Regions from separate parts of the Homo sapiens genome. Here region 2 is linked to region 1. Evidence: read pairs that join two places in POLR2A ChIA-PET (ENCODE). Cell type or tissue: GM12878. All regions are shown on one strand.

Region 1 (4,000 bases):
CCCATCCTGCCCCATAAGAATAAGTAGAGGTGGTCACAGAAGTTCTCTTTAGCCTATAATATTCTGGAAAGACTGATATTGCCTATTCCTAGAGATACCTTGGGGAAGTGATTTTACCTCTATTGCCTCAGACTCTGTAAATAAGATCTGTAAATACAGATCTGTAAATGAGAAAGTTGGATCAAGCCATCTCTTAGAGTCTTTCAGTGATATTGTAAAAGGCATTTTAAGAAAGTTTTTTGTTTACTGCACTAACCAAGTGTATTAGTTTGTTTTCACATTGCTGATAAAGACATACCTGAGACTGGGCAATTTACAAAAGAAAGAGGTTTAATTGAACTTACAGTTCCACATGGCTGGGGAGGCCTCAGAATCATGGCAGAAGGCAAGGAGGAGCAAGTCACATTTTACGTGGATGGCGGCAGGCAAAGAGAGAGCTTGGGCCGGGCACTGTGGCTCATGCCTGTAATCCCAGCACTCTGGGAGGCCAAGGCAGGCAGATCACCTGAAGTCAGGAGTTCAAGACCAGCCTGGCCAACATGGTGAAACCCCGTCTCTACTAAAAACACAAAAATTAGTTAGGCATGGTGGTGCGCACCTGTAATCCCAGCTACTCGAGAGGCTGAGGCAGGAGAATCACTTGAATCTGGAGGGAGAGGTTGCAGTGAGCAGAGATTGCTCCGCTGCACTCCAGCCTGGGTGACAGAGTGAGACCCTGTCTCAAAAAAAAAAAAAAGAGAGAGAACTTGTGCAGGAAAACTCCCCTTTTTAAAACCATCAGATCTCCTGAGACTTATTCACTATCACTACAACAACAAGGGAAAGATGTGCCCCCATGATTCAATTACCTCCCATTGCATTCCTCCCACAACACATGGGAATTCAAGATGAGACTTGGGTGAGGACACAGCCAAACCATATCACCAAGGTTATAACATTCGTAATGTAAGGATTAAGAGAGAAAAGAAGTCATTCAAAGTTTCACCTCCCTAATACTCTAATACATAAACTACCTAAAAGGCACCAACACACACAGTTGGGAAGCAGGTAGCAACTCACCCTCTCAACTAAACAAAGAAAAGCTGATGGAAACGATAGTATGCAAGGAGAGCAATGTTAAAGACCCTCCCAGAGAAGCCACCATGCCACTCCTGCCCCTAGAAGGTAGATGTGGAGACTTCATACAAGCATGAAATATATTTTACTCACAATGTTGAAGCTGTCATCCTCCCTAATTATGTCTTAACAGGTTCCTTACACCATGTAAGTTAATTTTCATGGAATATTCTTCTTTACTTTTTAAAAATTTTTAAATTTTTTTTTGAAACATCTCACTCTGTCACCCAGGCTGGAGTGCAGTGGCACAATCACAGCTCACTGCAGCCTTGACCTCTGAGGCTCAAGCGATCCTCTCACCTCAGCTACCAAGTAGCTAGGACCACAGGCATGTGCCAGACCACACTCTGCTCATTTTTGTATTTTAGGGTTTTGCCAAGTTGCCAAGGCAGGTCTCGAATGACTGGGCTCAAGTGATCCACCCACCTTGGCCTCCTGGGGTTACAGGCGCGAGCCACTGCACCCAGCAATTTCCAGGGTATTGAGGATGCTGTTCACTTTGCTGCAGATGTACTAGCTTACCTGGATGACACATTAAGATCTGTTTATATCAGACTCTCATCTATGTAGCTACAGGTGAAAAGAAAAGAAGTCTAATGATGTCCTGGAGGATTTGTGTTTTCTTATTCCTTATTCACTGTTGTCTACCCAGAGAAAAAAGCAGAAGCTTTTACTCATTGAAAATTGAAGTTTGACATTCAGCCTTTCTCGAGATGTCTGGGTTCTTCTGTGCTGCTGATTTCTCTAAACGCTATCCTGTGAGTAGGCACTAACCTTAGGGCTTAATAAGGGAATATGGTGGACCATGTCCTCATAGGTGAACTTTTCACAATGTTAACTGATGATATTCAGTTCACTTTGCGAGAGTTAAAGGATGTGTTGTAGGCTTAAAACTGCAAACACACTGTTGTGGGAAAAACTCTCAAATGATGTTTTTCCTTTGCTCTCACACCACTACAACAATCATCAACACTAAGACTTCTATGACCAAATGTGTGTGAGTTTTTCCCCACCACAAGCAAGCAGTTAATTCTGCAGCAGATACCAACTGGGCATCCTTCAAATCAATTTGGACATTGTCCACCTGGAGATAGTGTCAGATCCCACTGGTTGAGGGCTCAGTCCCCAAGACTAACCACTCCCCACCCCGCAATGCCAGTCACAAGTCTGGGCCTTTGAAACTTCTCACTGACCAGCTTCAAGTTGGGGTTCCCATGACACCCTCTTTGAGTTCAATTAATTTGCTGGAGCAGCTCTTAGAACTCAGGGAAACACTTACTTTTACCAGTTCATTATAAAGGATACTGCAAAGGATACAGATGAAGAGATGAGTAGGGCAAGTTACCGGGGAAAGGGTGCAGAGCTTCCATGCCTTGCTTGGGTGTGCCACCCTCCAGGAACCTCCATGTGTTCAACTATCCAGAATCCAAACCTCTTGGGTTATCACTGAAGCTTCATGACTTCAGCATTCCTCCCCCTGTGATATATGATGGGACCCTCTCTGGGGAGGGTCTTATGACCCACAATCAGAAAGGGGAAGATTAAAGTCTTGCCTTGGGGCCCGTGAAAGGAGGGCAGAAGGATTCTGTTTCCTGAGGCCTGACACACCAAACATTATAAACAAAAGACTGTAATAAGGGTTATGGGAGTTATGAGCCAGGAACCATGCTGAAAACCTCTCTGTCTATAAATAAACAAATATATGTGTGTGGTGTTATTTTATATATATATATATATACACACACACACATATATATAGGTTTAATATATATACATACACACATATATATAGGTTTAATATATATACATATACATATATACACATATATGGTTTTATAGGTTTAATATATATACACACATATTAAACCTATAAAATATGTTAAACCTATAAATATGTGTGCATATATATACACACATATACACCTATATATGCATATATACGTATATATTAAACCTATATATGTGTATATGTATACTAATATATTTAGTTCTTATTACAAAGTTAACATTCAGTTACAACATATACACATATGTGGGTATATATATTAAACCTATATATAATAGGTGTTATATATGTGTATATATAATACCTATATGTTTATATATGTAGTGTATATGTAACATCTGTTATATATATGTATATATAAAACCTATATATTTATATATAATAGATATAAAATACACCTTTATTATATAGATGTATGTATATATAAAACATACATTTATATAAAATATATATAAAATACACCTCTATTATATAGATGTATATATATAAAACATATATTTATATATAGGTTTTTAAAATATATGTGTGTGTATATATATAAAATCTATATTTTATATATTTTAAATACATATACACACATCTATATAATAGATATATAATATAATTATATTCTATATATTATTTTTATATATAAATATATAGGTTTTATATACATACACACATACATATAATATTTATATTTTAATTTTTTATTTATTTTTTATTTTTTTGAGACAGAGTCTCACTCTGTTGCCCAGGCTGGAGTGCAGTGGCATGATCTTGGCTCACTGCAACCTCCGCTTCCCGGGTTCAAGCAATTCTCCTGCCTCAGCCTCCCGAGTAGCTGAGATTACAGGCATGTGCCACCATGCCCAGCTAATTTTCGTAGTTTTAGTAGAGACAGGGTTTTACCATGTTGGCCAGGCTAGTCTTGAACTCCTGACTTCAGGTGATCCACCCGCCTCGGCCTCCCAAAGTGTTGGGATTACAGGAATGAGCCACCATGCTCAGCCATAATATATATTTGTATATAGGTTTTTAAAATATATATACATATATAATAACACCTATTATATATATATAGGTTTAGTGTGTGTGTGTGTGTGTGTGTGTGTGTGT
Region 2 (4,000 bases), 350 kb before region 1:
AAGTAAGTTGGACAGCTTCCACTCCAGTGACCAGCCCCAGGATAGGGCTTTAAAGGAGGAGACACAATCAGAGAAGATGCTGCCAGCACTGTTTATGGGCTGTATAAGCAGAAGGAGGAGGGGAGAGAACAGCAGAGGTAGGAGGAGAGGTGAGGACAGCTGAGGGAGGAGGGTGAGGACAGCAGAGGGAGGAGGAGAGGTGAGGACAGCTGAGGGAGGAAGATGAGGATAGCAGAGGGAGGAGAGGTGAGGACAGCAGAGAGATGAGGAGGGGTGAGGACAGCAGAGGAAGGAGAGTGAGGACCACAGAGGGAGGAGAGCAAGGACCGCAGAGGGAGGAAGGCGAGGACAGCAGAGGGAGGAGAGGTGAGGACGGCAGAGGGAAGAGGAGGGGTGAGGACAGCAGAGGGAGGAGGGTGAGGACAGCAGAGGTAGGAGGGCGAGGACAGCAGAGGGAGGAGGGTGAGGACAGCAGAGGGAGAAGGGTGTGGACAACAGAGGAGGAGGGTGAGGACAACAGGGGAGGAGGGTGAGGACAGCAGAGGGAGGAGGGTGAGGACAGCAGAGGGAGGAGGGCAAGGACAACAGAGGGAAGAGGAGGGGTGAGGACAGCAGAGGAGGACGGTGAGGACAGCAGAGGTAGGAGGGTGAGGACAGCAGAGGGAGGAGAGCAAGGACAGCAGAGGGAGGAGATCAAGGACAGCAGAGGGAGGAGATCAAGGACAGCAGAGGGAGGACAGCGAGGACCGCGGAGGGAAGAGGAGGGGTGAGGACAGCAGAGGGAGGAGGGTGGGGACAGCAGAGGGAGGAGGGTGAGGACAGCAGAGGGAAGGGGATGAGGACAGCAGAGGGAGGAAGATGACAGCAGAGGGAAGAGGGTGAGGACAGCAGAGGGAGGAGGGTGAGGACAGCAGAGGGAAGGGGAGGGGTGAGGACAGCAGAGAGAGGAGGGGTGAGGACAGCAGAAAGAGGAGGGGTGAGGATAGCAGAGAGAGGAGAGGTGAGGACAGCAGAGAGAGGAGGGCGAGGACAGCAGAGGGAGGAGGGTGAGGACAGCAGAGGGAGGAGGGTGAGGACAGCAGAGGGAGGACAGCAGAAGGAGGAGGGGTGAGGACAGCAGAGGGAGGACAGCAGAAGGAGGAGGGGTGAGGATGGCAGAAGGAGAAGTAGTGAGGTCCAACACAGAGGATTCGGGCAGACACTTTCCTCCAGCACCAGGTAATGCTCACAGGGTTGAACGTAAGTGGTATTTTTCTGAATGCAAACCTGAATGCAGCTTTTCTTGCACCACCCCCTCTCCTTGAATGAAGGTACTGTGAGACAAAAAAAAGCTTCAATCTTCTGTGTTGCCATTTAATTCTATAAGTACTTATTGAGCACCTGTTGTACAAAAACACTTTGCTAAGCATCTAGGATTGGGGACTGATAAAGCTAGTGGGACAGATCCCCTGCCCTCCAGGAGCCTACAAGCCTGGCAGATGGTGACAAATGCTGGAATAAAACTAGTCATCCAAGAACTCCACAGAGATGACAGGAGGGATCTGAGCCCAGGGCGGGATTCTCAGTGCCTCACCTCTGCCCCTCGGAGTGAGTGGAAAGTTCTCCTGCCCAAGGTGAGCAGGACAAACTCCGGCAGCAAACGGGGAAAGAGGGTTAAGCCAAAAGGGCAGGAGAACCTGCCAGCGTGGAGCACACTCCCTCCACATCTCCACCATCCCCTGTGGGGCTCCTGGCCCGCACGTCTGCTCTTTCCTTTGGCTTCTCCTCCTTCAATTCAGCCTCAGTCTTAGCCCAAAATGCAGCACACTGAAAAGAGGAAAAAGGTTCTAAGCTTCTTGGTGACCCCAAAGCTGTTTCTGTAAATACCAAGAAACTTGCGGAGTCACACGTGTCACAAGGCAGACTTGGAAGAAAGTCCCAAGAGGTGCAAAAAGGCAAGTTAATCTGGAGAATTCAGCTTTGCTTCCCAGGACTACAATTCAACTGTGATGGGTGGGAGAAGGGGGGATGCATGGGAGGGCTGCGGTGATTAGAATCCTCCCACACAAGGGAGCCAGGGGCTATTTCTGGAGGGAAGAAGGGGAAAGCAGAGCCACCAAGCTTTTTGTTGCTCCCAGCACCTTTTACATTTATCACTAAAGCCCAAAGGACATGAGAAGGGGGGAAATACACTATAATAGAGCTCCACACTTGGGTATAAAGATGGGATTGTATCCTTTTCCATATCTCTTTGCCTACTTCCTGAATTCCTCCTCCAAATCCTCAAAGTCCAGAGCCAGGAGCCAGCACTCATTTGCCAGAGGGATGCAGGATCAGATGGCACCTGAACTCTGAGACTGCTCCTCTCATCCCAGAACATTGAGCTGTGGAATTTGCCAGACTTGAAAGACCAAACCCATGTGGCCTCATGTAGTGAGGTCCTGCCCAGCTGAACCTCCACTCTGTTGTCCCCGACGCCTGCTTAGGCTTCTGACTCACTCCCTGAGTCTCCCCACCTTGAAGCCCCTTCCCTCTGGGCAGCTGCAGGAAGCAGAAACTCGGCTTGAGGTTTTGACACAGGCTCTCCCAGAGATGCGCTCATGAGGCTGAGAAACGATCGTTATGCCACAGCTTTTTTTTTTTTTTTTTGAGACGGAGTCTTGCTCTGTCACCCAGGCTGGAGTGCAGTGGCATGATCTCGGCTCACCACAACCTCCAGCTCCCAAGTTCAAGTGATTCTCTTGCCTCAGCCTCCCAAGTAGTTGGGATTACAGGTGCCTACCACCACGTCTGGCTAATTTTTGTATTTTTAGTAGAGATGGGGGTTTCGCCATGTTGGTCAGGCTGGTCTCAAACTCCTGACCTCAGGTGATCCACCTGTCTCGGCCTCCCAAAGTGCTGGGATTACAGGTGCGAGCCACTGCGCCCGGCCCTACGACACGGCTTTAAACCTGCATCCCATTCCTTGGGCTGCACTTCCAGTAATGTACTAGGAATCAGAATCCTCTCTAAATCCTGTAATTATTTTATGAATAGCACACTTACACTGCATTATAATTTATGTTAAAACAATTAATTTGCTAATATAAACATATAATATATATTGTCACATGTCTTTCACTTTGTTTAGGAAGGTGTTTGTTCTCTAAAATACTGGGATCCTCAGAAAGGTAGGTGAACCAGGCCTCCCTTGGCTCTGAGAGGCCCTGGAAGGAACTGCTTCTCCAAGGATGAAGAGGTGGTGGATGACATGGAGGTCAGTGCCTTGACAATTTCCCTGGCTAGCAAGGGGTCCTGTAAGAAGGGGTCCCAGAGAATGAAGCCGAGTGTACTCCCTCTTGCTCTACACCCCAGCTTCGAGGACCTAGTTTAAGCCTGTGGGTAACTGGTCACAGAGCTCTACATTCTTAGAGGCAAAGAGGAAAGCAGAGGAGAGGCAAAGCTGCAGTTGTGTTTGGTTGGGTGCTAGCACACTGGCCAGCCGCAAGGGGAGAAAAATCATGACTCCACCTCTGAGCTGAGGGGAGCTCCTGCTGCAGGTTCCTCACCCCTGCTGCCAAACTCAAAGGCTTATGGGGCCCAGTGAGAGAGTGTGTATGTGTATGTGTGCGTGCATGTGCGCACAGGTATGTGTAGCTAGAAAGCACCTGGCTCCAGCCAGTTGTTGCCAAGTGGGGCTTTGAGCTGTGTATGGCATAAACACCTATGGCCAACAGGGCACGTGGGAGCTGAAGCCCAGCACATTCTCTGTTCACCAAGCTATGGCATGGAATTGCATATGCATAGACGGAGGGGCTCTTTTTCATTTGTTTGTTTGTTTTTGAGACAGGGTCATACTGTATTGCTGTTGTCCAGACTGGAGTGTAGTGGCGCCATCATAGCTCATTGTAATTTCAAACTCCTGGGCTCAAGCGATCCTCCTGCCTCATCCTCCTGAGTAGCTAGGACTGCAGCTATGTGGCCACCACACCTGGCTAATTTTTTGAAAGTTTTTGTAGAGATGGGGTCTCCCTATGCTGCT

What was found. ChIA-PET counts read pairs that join two places held together with the same protein. Peaks named below come from ENCODE experiments on the same cell type or tissue, not always from the same donor. Only the 100,000 strongest peaks of a DNase experiment are listed, where the experiment ranks them.
Region 2: POLR2A ChIA-PET joins it to region 1 with 6 read pairs; 2 of 35 experiments call an interaction of 5 or more read pairs at or near these places.

The regions. Positions count from the first base shown.
Region 1 is chr2:170,478,896-170,482,895 of GRCh38, reverse strand. All of the region lies in intron 25 of MYO3B (myosin IIIB), which reads right to left. Among named protein-coding and RNA genes, the nearest start is that of MYO3B-AS1, 130 kb to the right of the region's middle. In GM12878, no CTCF peak of the experiment used is centred here; a DNase peak (open chromatin) is centred at 1,505.
Region 2 is chr2:170,825,196-170,829,195 of GRCh38, reverse strand. All of the region lies in intron 3 of GAD1 (glutamate decarboxylase 1), which reads right to left. Among named protein-coding and RNA genes, the nearest start is that of GAD1-AS1, 8.5 kb to the right of the region's middle. In GM12878, no CTCF peak of the experiment used is centred here; no DNase peak of the experiment used is centred here.